Regions from separate parts of the Homo sapiens genome. Here region 2 is linked to region 1. Evidence: chromatin contacts called from ENCODE Hi-C or POLR2A ChIA-PET data. All regions are on one chromosome and are shown on one strand. Each heading gives the region's core, a stretch centred on a gene start or an enhancer-like site at or near the end of the contact. The rest is flanking DNA. Distances are from core to core; before and after follow the strand shown. Region 1 has its middle 88 kb from the start of ARHGAP21. Region 2 holds the start of PRTFDC1 (phosphoribosyl transferase domain containing 1).

Region 1 (5,200 bases), core at 764-3,263:
TTATCTTATGTTGGCCAGTCACAGTGGCCTACAATCCCAGCACTCTGGGAAGCTGAGGTGGGTGGATCACTTGAGGTCAGGAGTTCGAGACCCGCCTGGCCAACATGGTGAAACCCCCGTCTCTACTAAAAATATACAAAAAAAATTAGCCGGGTGTGGTGTTGTGTGCCTGTAATCCCAGGTACTCAGGAGGCTGAGGCAGAAGAATCGCTTGAACCCAGGAGAGGTTGCAGCGAGCCGAGATCAAGCTACTGCACTCCAGCATGGGCAACAGAGTAAGACTCTGTCTCAAAATGAAAAAAAAAAAAAGTTATCTTATGTTTAAGGAAAGACAAGGACAAGGGTCATTTATCTTTAAGGAATATGGTGACCCAAGTAAGAGACACAGACGGCCATATGCTCTGTCCTGTTTTGTCTTTAAAGCATCCCTCCAGAGATCTGCACGTCACCACAGAGCCAGGTGCTTGGTGAAATTATGCTGGCAAGCAGAAATGAGCAGATATGGCTTCTGTTTGCTACTTCGTCTCACAAATGCTTTTTACTTTCTCTGTACCAATTCACACTCCTCCTGTCTATCTCCTCCTGGATTATCACCATCCTAAGCAGGTGATCCTGGAAGTCACATTCCCTCTGTTCTTACGTGTGTGCTGGATTGCCAAGGTAAGATTATGTCCATCAAGGCTTGTATTTATGCATCCTGTGTGTCCTCAGGAAAATCACAAGCCTTGGGATGGTAGAAATCATAAAATCATACATTCTATTTCTTTCCTATCAAATCCCTGCCAGGACACTTATTAGTATAGATATTAATTCAGTTTTCAGTAAGTATGTAATAAATGGTTCTAACTGAGTTTCTTCTTTTATACAGGTAGAAAGAGCAGACTTTGATTTTAGTCCTGGCTCTGTCTTGAACTACCTGAGTGGTATTAGCCGGGACACTTCACTCCTGCCCACATGCCTCTCAATTATAAAATGAGGAGAAAGGCCAAGCACGGAGACTCATGCCTATAATCCCAGCACTTCATGAGGCCAAGACAAGAAGATCACTGGAGTAAGGAGTTCGAGACCAGCCTAAGCAACATAGCAAGACCCACATCTCTACAAAAAATTTTAAAATTAGCTGGGTATGGTGGTGCACAATTGTGGTCCAGTAGAATGCTCAGTAGATGTTAGCTATCATCATCATCTTTATTATTATTAGGGCTTTATTAATTATTATTACTATTGGCTCTTAAATCAACATGATTTTTGCCACATTGCCCAGGCTGGTCTCAAACTCCTATCCTCAGGCATTCTACCCGCTTTGGCCTCCCGAAGTGCTAGGACTACAGGTGTGAGCCACTGCACCCGGAACCCGGGTATATATTGAAAAGGATGAATAGTTGTGAGCTTGGGCAAGTTGCTTAATCTCTCAATGCCTCGGTTCCTCACCCAAGATGAATAATGATCCCTACCTCATAGGGTTCTTATGAGGATTCAGGCAATTAGACCCAGACTGGCTACTTAGTAAGCACTCAGTAGATGTTAGCTATCATCATCATCTTGATTATTATTAGGGCTTTATTAATTATTATTATTTTTTTTATGAGAGAGTCTTGCTCTGTCGCCCAAGCTGGAGTGCAGTGGCACAATCTTGGCTCACTGCAACCTCCGCCTCCCAGGTTCAAGTAATTCTCCTGGCTTAGCCTCCCAAGTAGCTGGGATTACAAGCGCCCACCACCATGCCCAGCGAATTTTTTGTATTTTTAGTAGAGACGGGGTTTCACCATGTTGGCCAGGCTGGTCTCGAATTCCTGACCTCAGGCGATCCGCCCATCTCGGCCTCCCAAAGTGCTGGGATTACAGGCATGAGCCACCACGCCCAGCCAATTATTATTATTATAGGCTGTCAAGCCAATTCCCAGTAGTACTCTTACCTACATGAGGATGGAAGCTCTGGCAGGACAGGGAGGTAAGCTCACGTTAGAGCCAGTCTACCTGCTGGGAAGCAGAGAAGCTCAGGCTGCCGCCTGCCAGTATTTTTAGCAGCGATGGTGAATCACGAGCAGTTAGTGTCAGAAAGACTAAAAATTGAAATAGCTTCTAACACCTCGACAGTATTTTTACCACACTGTTTTATCTAGGCATTAAAAATATACATGGTTTTAATTATATCTTGCTTTGCAGGAGGGGAAAAGAAAACCCTCAGCCGCTTGCCATCTCTCTCCTTTTTATATGTGTCTTTCTTCATGAAAAGCGGGCCTCTGAAAACGATTGCATGAAGTGGAGCGTCTCTGTCAGGTGGAACTGGCCTCCCAGGCCGCATTTACCCCAGTGTTATTACAGGAAATGAATGCATTGTATTGAAGGCCGTTTGTCGCTCATTGTTGCTCAGGCTCAGGCCTGTGTGGGACTGTTTGTCCTCCTGCACACACAGCAGCCATTGTGTCCCCTGCAACATCCTACATGCAGCTGTGAACAGTTGTGCCCGAGCCAGTTTATCGGCCGTGGAATTCACTCAGAAAGGAATCGAGAACAACATATCAAGTCAGGGCCCTCATTTTCTCTGGGAATGTTCTGAGCTCTCCCGCATTCCTCCTCCCACTTGGCCAAGAAAAACAAACAAACAGTGGCCTCCTTTGATGTACGCACCTCTGGGCTATTCAGAGGTGGGATTTTTTGGGTAAGAATTTCCAATTTCTACATGGAATCTCCATTCACAACTTTCTGGACCCAGAGAGCTAAGGCAACAGAATCTAATAACTACAAAGGCTGTCCCTGCCACTGATCTCTGGGGCCAAATGATGTCCCTACAGTAAACAAAGTCAAGGGGGTGTCCCACCCCGTCATTTCACACCATGACAGCCGTGAGGCTAATTTGCAGGGTGACTCTATGAACACTGTGTTGTCCTTTCGGGTTGTTCATATGGCCCACCTCCCATAGGACACATATTTAATTCATCAGAACATGAAACACTTGGCAGGGCACAGTGGCTCACCCCTGTAACTCCACACTTTTGGAGGCCGAGATGAGAGCGTCACTTGAGGCCAGGAGTTCGAGACCAGCCTAAGCAATATAGCAAGATCCTATCTTTATTTTAAAAGAATGAAAAATAAAAAACAGGAGGCTGGGCGTGGTGGCCCATGCCTGTAATCCCAACACTTTGGGAGGCCAAGGCAGGTGGATCACCTGAGGTCAAGAGTTCGAGACCAACCTGGCCAACATGGCAAAACCCTGTCTCTATTAAAAATACAAAAATTAGCCAGGCATGGTGGTGGGCACCTGTAGTCCCAGCTACTTGGGAGGCTGAGCAGGAGGATCGCTTGAACCCAGGAGGCGAAGGTTGCAGTGAGCCGAGATCGTGCCACTGTACTGCAGCCTGGGAGACAAAGTAAGACTCTGTCTTAAAAAATAAGAATAATGAAAAAAAAAAAAACAAGAAATATCGGCTCCCAGGCTAGAAATAGGAGTCAAGAAAGACTGAGGCAGGTTTCATAGGTGAACATTCATATCAAGTCTTGGCAACTGTTTAGGTGGGACAGTTGAGGCTTGGGTTGGCTTAGAAACATTGATCATTTTTTCTTAAGCATAGTGCCTACAATTTTGATTGGTAAATGGGGTTTTGGGCTTGGTTGTGGAAAGTGAACCAACCATCTGTTTTTTTCCTTGGACTGCAGTGGTGCTCAACAGAACATTTTGCACGAGGAGCCTTAAGCTAAACATTTGCTCTAAAACATATATGTGTATCTATACATCTATGTACATGTAAAAAAACCATGTGTATCCACTTATCAGAATAAATCTCTGATGCTGGGTGTGGTGGCTGATGCCTGTAATCCCATCACTTTGGAAGGCCAAGGCAAGTGGATCACTTAATCCCAGGAGTTTTGAGACTAGCCTGGGCAACACAGTGAAACCCTGTCTCTACAAAAAATACACAAATTATCTGGGTGTGGTGGTGCATGCCTATAGTCCCAGCTACTAGGGAGGCTGAGATGGAAGGATTGCTTGAGCCTGGGATGTCAAGGCTGCAGTGAGCCATGAGCATGCCACTGCCCGAGTGACACAGCAAGACCCTGTCTCAAAAGAAAAAAAAAGAATAAATATCTAACAAACACAATATATCAATAGTTGCCAATAAAGTTTAGAGTAAGTAGAATTTAGAAGAACATGACTTAACTAAGTCCAAATACACAGATGTAACTTTTCCTCACTGTCCAAATTTCCAGTTTTCACTACTATTAAATGTGACTCTGATGTTCATAAACAGGGCAAAGGAGGAAATAAACTTAATTCACTCAACTTGTTCTTCAGAGTCTAAAAGCCTTGTGGGGCTTATGCTCAACTTTTACACAACGGCTTTGGCATTAAAAGTCTTTGCACAGGCTGCTTATAATCCCTGCACTTTGGGAGGCCAAGGAAGGAGGATTGCCCTGAGCTCAGGAGTTTGAGACCAGTGTGGGCAACATGTCGAGACCCTGTCTCTACACAAAATTTTAAAAACTAGCTGGGCAGGATGGTGCACACCTGTAATCCCAGCTACTGGGGAGGCTAAGGCAGGAGCATCGCTTGAGCCCAGGAGGTCAAGGCTGCAGTGAGCTATGAGTGTGCCACTGCACCCAAGCCTGGGCGACCCTGTCTCAAAAAAAATAAAAATAAAAAAAATTTTAAAGCCATTGCACAGTTTTCTCTGCTGCTGGAATAAATGGATCTTCTGCTAGCTCTAATTGCCCTAGTAAAAGAATATTATCTTTGACCACTGATCCTAAGAACCCAAATTCCCTGCAATTCCTTTGCTAAAGGAAATCCCTGTCTTCTCTCCATTTCTGGCCCCTGAATGCTATTTTTCTTACAACCAACAAAGAAGAGTATAAAGGTGTTTATGGAAAGAGCATCCCTGTGAGCCCCCTTTTCCTGGGACAGTTATTCTTTTCCCAAACAGAGAAGGGTTCTTTTAATAATCAAGTTACCGATTTATTCTAAACTCTCCCCTCCCAACTGATATTTGAAGGTTGGAATGGCATTAAAAATAACATCACATAGAAAGCTGGCCGGGCGCGGTGGCTCACGCCTGTAATCCCAGCACTTTGGGAGGCCGAGGCGGGCGGATCACGAGGTCAGGAGATCGAGACCATCCTGGCTAACAAGGTGAAACCCCGTCTCTACTAAAAATACAAAAAATTAGCCGGGCGTAGTGGCGGGCGCCTGTAGTCCCAGCTA
Region 2 (5,200 bases), core at 1,714-4,213, 140 kb before region 1:
TATCTTACAGTTTTATAGCATTTTGCAAAGAATTCTCTTGCATGTTATCTCACATTCATCTCATCATCATATGCAGTAGAGAATAAATGGGTGGCTCCATTTTATGGATGAGAAAATTGATGTATATTACACTGATATAATTGGCTTAGACTCATTGGCTAAAGTAACATGGATTGTTACAGAAAAATAGAGGTCCTAGTCCAAAGCTATTCCACTAGACATGTGATATGGTTTGGCTCTGTGTCCCCACCCAAATCTCATGTTGAATTGTAATTCCCAGTGTTGGGGGAGGGATCTGGTGGGAGGTGATTGGCTCATGGGGGTGGATTTCTCCCATATTGTTCTCGTTATAGTGAGTGAGTTCTCACAAGATCTGATGGTTTAAAAGTATGTGGCACTACACCCTTGCTCTCTCTCTCTCCTGCTCTGCCATGGTAAGACGTGCTTGCTTCCCCTTTGCCTTCTGCCATGATTGTAAATTTCCTGAGGCCTCCCAGCCTTGCTTTCTGTACAGCCTGCAGAACTGTGAGTCAATTAAACCTCTTTTCTTCATAAATTATCCAGGTCTAAGGTAGTTCTTTATACCAATATGAGAACAGACTAATACAACATGTAACAGAAATTTGAGGTTTAAAAAGAATTTTTGCCTCTAAATCCTCATAATGCAAGATTAAGAATAAAGCCTTGGACAGATGAGCTGTTATTTCTGGATACCGGTCTTTGCAAATACTATTTGGGTTATCAAGTATTATTTTGTATTATGTTAATGCTCTCCAAAGTATCGAAGTGTAATCAGACCGCACAAAGTATTATCAAAATATACAAAGATAATAAAATGAATTAGATTTTTAAAAACTATTTACTCATCATTCTGTGCCCTTTATAGGATGACCTATATAAGTCTATGTAGGATGTTCTTGAGCACACATTCATAAGATTCCTGTTGTCTTTCAAGCAAGTTACATTTTTCACTGTGAACTTGTTGGATTTTACGTTTAAACTAATAGCCTTTCTAAGGGAAGAAGATTTATCTACCATTTCCCTTACATCTTCCGCAGTGTCTAGGCTGGAACCAAAGTTGATGCTTTTTGACTTCTGTATGGCAACTACTCCTGTGACATATTTTGAAGTTCCTGGTACCCCCCAATCTGGCCCTGCACCCACACTGAGCCTCATGGCTAAGTTTTGATATCCAAGCAGTAAGATGGTCTAGTGGAATCCCCTAAAGCATGGGTCATGAGCCACCCACATCACACCCATCTGGTGTCTCTCAGCAGGTACAGGATTCTAGGTGCTTCCACAGATCTTCCCCACCCAGTGAAGCTGCATTAACCAGCTCCCCAGGAGAGTCTTGTGAACTCTAAAGTTTGATCATCATCCTAATGATAGCACTTTTCTGCTCCTGGAAATTTTAATGATGTTGCTTGTGAATATGGTTCCTGGGCCTGGTCTTTGAAAATGAAAATAAAAGATGGTGCTTGACTTTGGGGAAAAGAAGTGAGATGCAGACTACAAAAATGGCTCAAAACAACGCCCTCTCACAATTACTAGGAGAAAATGTTTACCCGTGTGCTGAGAAACAACACCCCCCATTTCTGTAAGGCAGTTGCCAAGCAGATGCCTGATTTCAGGGATCTCTGGAGCTGCACCCTCCAAGGCGCTGGCGCTTAGAAACGACATGAAGAGCCAGCCCTGCTGAGCAGGACCAGGGCGCCAAGTCTGAATGACTAATATTTTTCCAACCTAGAACGTCATTAACCGATTGATAACTATTTCCCCTTTAAACTAGGCAAAATCAGCATTCCTCTCCCCTCTGTGTGCCAGAATTCGAAGATGAACAAAAGACGCCTGCATCAGGAAAACTGTGTTAAGTTCTCTTGGATTCAGGGCTTCGACCCGAATTGGGCTGAGTGAATGAAGACGCTGGTGAGATGTCAGGGACCTGGGGAATGAAGACACACCCAGAAAAAGCAGGAACCTACAGGAGTGGACAAAGAACCGGAGCATAGGCATGTGAGAGGGGTTGAAATGAACAACAGACTCATACAAGAAGGATTTCTAATCAGAAAAGAGCGATTGCTTTAGTAAAGCTGCAACCTGGAACAATTACAATCTGACCAGATGTTCTTGCAAAACTGGTAAAGCAGAGAATGTGTAAAAATCTCTCCCCCTCCTCCCCTGAATGCAGTTGACGAAAGGCCGAAAGGCTGGATCCTCAAAGCCCAGATCTGATCACTGCAGATCCGGGCCACCCTAAAAGCAATCGGGTGTAATCTTTCCAGCTCCAGGCCCTGGGATGAGGGAGGTGGGGGAAGGTGGAGAAAGGTGGAGGAAGATGGAGGGAGGTGAGGGGAGGTGGAGGGAGGTGAGGGGAGGTGGAGGGAGATGAGCGGAGGTGGAGAGAGGTGGGTGGCGGCTCCAAGGTTTGAAAACACATCCAGGACACTTCCCATCCTCCAAGAGCACGCTGGCTCACAGGCTCTTTCACGCTTCTGCTTGGGACAATCGCGTGCATGAAATCTGGCAGGGAGGAGTCAAGGAGATTGTTAGCCCGAGGGCTGGGACGGTGGATCTGGGAATCAGGGGCCTGGGGGACACGTTCTCTTCCTGCCGCGGGCTTCCTGCTCCAGAGTCCCCGCGGGGCTTGGCGGCGGGGCCGGGGGCTGCACGCGACCATCCGGCAGGGGGCGGCGGCGACAGCGGCGGCCGCAAGGGACGCGTCCGGGGCCCGCGCTCAGGGGGAGCGGTAGCGGCTTGGCAGCTGCTCCCCGCGCCCCCGCGGCCTAGCCAGGGGAGGGGGCGCAGCGCCGGGGCCATGGATCCGCGTCAGGCCGCTGCTTCCCGCCGGCGGGCCCGGGGCGGGGCGGACCCGTCCCCGTCCCCGTCCCCGTCCCCGTCCCCGTCCCCATCCCCACGTCCCATCCCCCACGCAGCCTTCGCCCTCCCTGCTCCTTCCCGCGCCGTCTTCCCTTCCCGCGTTCCCCGGGAGAAACATGGCCGGGAGCAGCGAGGAGGCGCCAGACTACGGGCGAGGCGTCGTGGTAAATGCAAACTCCCTATTTTGGGGCTCGGCCCGCTCCCCTCCCTCCCTGGCACCCTGCTTGTAGATTAAATGCTTGCCGTGCGTCGGGGGAGAGAGAGGGCCACCGCTTTGTTCTCCCTCCCGGCGGGGATCGCTTCCATCCTCGGACCCGGGCCTCCTCTCCCCGCCCCCAATCTGACGAAACTCTGAGTCCCGTCCCTTCACCCCGAGTTCCCAGCGTCCCCCCGTGTCCTCCGGCCGGTAGCTCGCTCCTGCAGCGTCCCGCCGGCGCCCAGCCGTCCCCATCCCCGCGAGCCACGGGGAGTCGCTTCTGCGAGCCCGGCAGGGCCCCAGAGACCCCCGCGTGCTGCTCTGGAGGCCTCCTTCTTCCTGGGTCTCCTCTTGACTCCTCCAGGGCGGGCTTCAAGTTTTGTTTTTAAAAAGCACACTGAGGGGTTTTGAAGGCAGCTAGGAAATAAAGTAGCTCAAGTGGACAGAGCTTGAGATTTGAAGCCTTTGGTACCCAGGTTGGGGGCTCTCTGGCAGTGGAGGCCTCTGCAGGAGCTCTAGGACACGCTGGCGGCTCCTGAGTGACCTATGGCTTGTCTGTAAAAGGGAGCAACAGCAAGCTGGGCTCTGGAGCCAATTGGGAGGATGCATGTAAAATATCTAGCAGTGTGTCCGGATGGGAGGGTGTGGGGTGCTGGTTTCCCAGAACTGAGCCTCATTAACCCTGAGAATCCTGACGGTGTCAGCCAGAGGGTACCCATCTCTCAGTGTGCTAGGATCCAACCCGTTCTTGACCTTGTGGCCACGTCCTCCCTGCTCCCTGAGAAGTGGTTTTCCTAGAAGGTGGTGGTTATAACTTGTGTCAGGTTCAGTGTGAAACTCAATGGTGGTGAGGATGGTGGGTGGGGCTAACTTGCCATCTCTTTCCAGGGATCAGCTTGTCATTCACAGATAATCTGTTTATGAATATGAATGGCCTGAACTAAAGTAAGTGGGCTGGGGAGGGAAACGTGTCACATTCAGACAGAAGGGTCAGGTTGAAATGTGGGGCTCAGTGCTTAATTTAACAGCAGGACCTTTCCTTCTGAAAGGATGAGGAGTTGATTTATTCATTCCACACGTTTATTGTCCTGCTGGGTTGTAGGAGGTGCTGTAGGCTCTGGGGTGCAAAAGACAAAGGCCTTGTCTTCATGAGCTTGCGTTCTAGAGAAGACATAGGCAAGCAGTGTGTAAACAAATAGAGAAAATTTCAAATAGAGATATGTGCAATAGGAGGAGGGTAACAGGATAGAGGGTAATTGGAGGAGAAGGGGGGAGTGATGCTTTTGCTCAGGTGGTCAGGGCAGCCTCTCTGCGGTGACCTTTGAGCCAAGATCTGAAGGGTACACAGGAGTAGCCATGTGGACTGCAGGCAGAGACCCGCATACCAAATGCAAAAGAATCATTGTATCCGATTTATGCTTTTACAAAAACCATTCCAGTTGCCCCAGGAGGAGGGGCAAGCCTAGCGGTGTGATGGATGGGAGGGGGACTAAAACGCAAAAAGGGCAATCATTAAGTTCATTCTGGACAAATTGAGTTTGTAGTGCCTGTAAGGCCCACAGGTTGGCCTGCACTGTAGGCAATTTGAAATTCACATTTGGAATTCTGGAGAGTGATTGGAGAGATTTGGAAGTCATCAGCAAAAAGAATAATATGTAATGTTCGGGAGTGCTCAGTGAATATGGAAAAAACAATTAAAGCAACTGTTAAGGATGGAAGCCTGGAAAGTCCCAAATATAAGAGGCTGCCTGTGGGGGAGAAGCTGGTTGAAGGAACCGAGAAAGAACTTTGAAGGGTGGGAGGGCAGGCAGCATGGTGGGTGCCTTGGGAATAGAGCATTGTTGAGCAGGAGGGGCGGGGTCAAGAGGTCATCAGAAGTGTCAGATGTTACAGGGACAGCAAGTCGGATACCAAGATGGAAAACAGCCACTGTATTTAACAATTACAAAGCCATTAGTAGGGAGAATCTTTTAAACAACCACTGCATTGGTAGAATGGTTAAAATATAGTACAAGTTGAGCATCCCTAATCCAAAAATCCAAAATCCGAAATGCTCCAAAATCTGAAACTTTCTGAGCACCAACATGATGCTGAAAGGAGATGCTTACTGGAGCATTTTGGATTTCG

Evidence for each region. Hi-C counts contacts between places; a loop is a spot of excess contacts on that map. ChIA-PET counts read pairs that join two places held with the same protein, here RNA polymerase II (POLR2A). Pooled maps may share reads with other maps.
Region 2: a map of dorsolateral prefrontal cortex shows a loop between it and region 1 (14-fold over the local background). The contact joins the promoter of PRTFDC1 here to the enhancer-like site in region 1. A Hi-C loop is called at or near these places in 11 of 168 maps with a recorded cell type or tissue (CD4-positive, alpha-beta memory T cell, CD8-positive, alpha-beta T cell, PC-9 and 5 more), 3 of 37 single-sample maps with no recorded cell type and 14 of 50 pooled maps. POLR2A ChIA-PET finds 5 or more read pairs at or near these places in 2 of 52 experiments (GM12878 and MCF 10A).

The regions. Positions count from the first base shown.
Region 1 is chr10:24,809,320-24,814,519 of GRCh38, reverse strand. No RefSeq gene overlaps it. Among named protein-coding and RNA genes, the nearest start is that of ARHGAP21, 88 kb to the right of the region's middle. Within about 2 kb of position 2,013, at least 4 of the 41 ENCODE cell types and tissues checked have a DNase peak (open chromatin) inside an H3K27ac peak, as active enhancers do; they include dorsolateral prefrontal cortex, where a contact is called at or near this core.
Region 2 is chr10:24,950,369-24,955,568 of GRCh38, reverse strand. It overlaps PRTFDC1 (phosphoribosyl transferase domain containing 1), which reads left to right and starts at 2,963. Exons shown (of 9, transcript NM_020200.7): 1 at 2,963-3,041. The coding sequence starts at 2,994. It also overlaps a transcript of THNSL1 not described here. RefSeq lists a silencer at 2,613-2,802.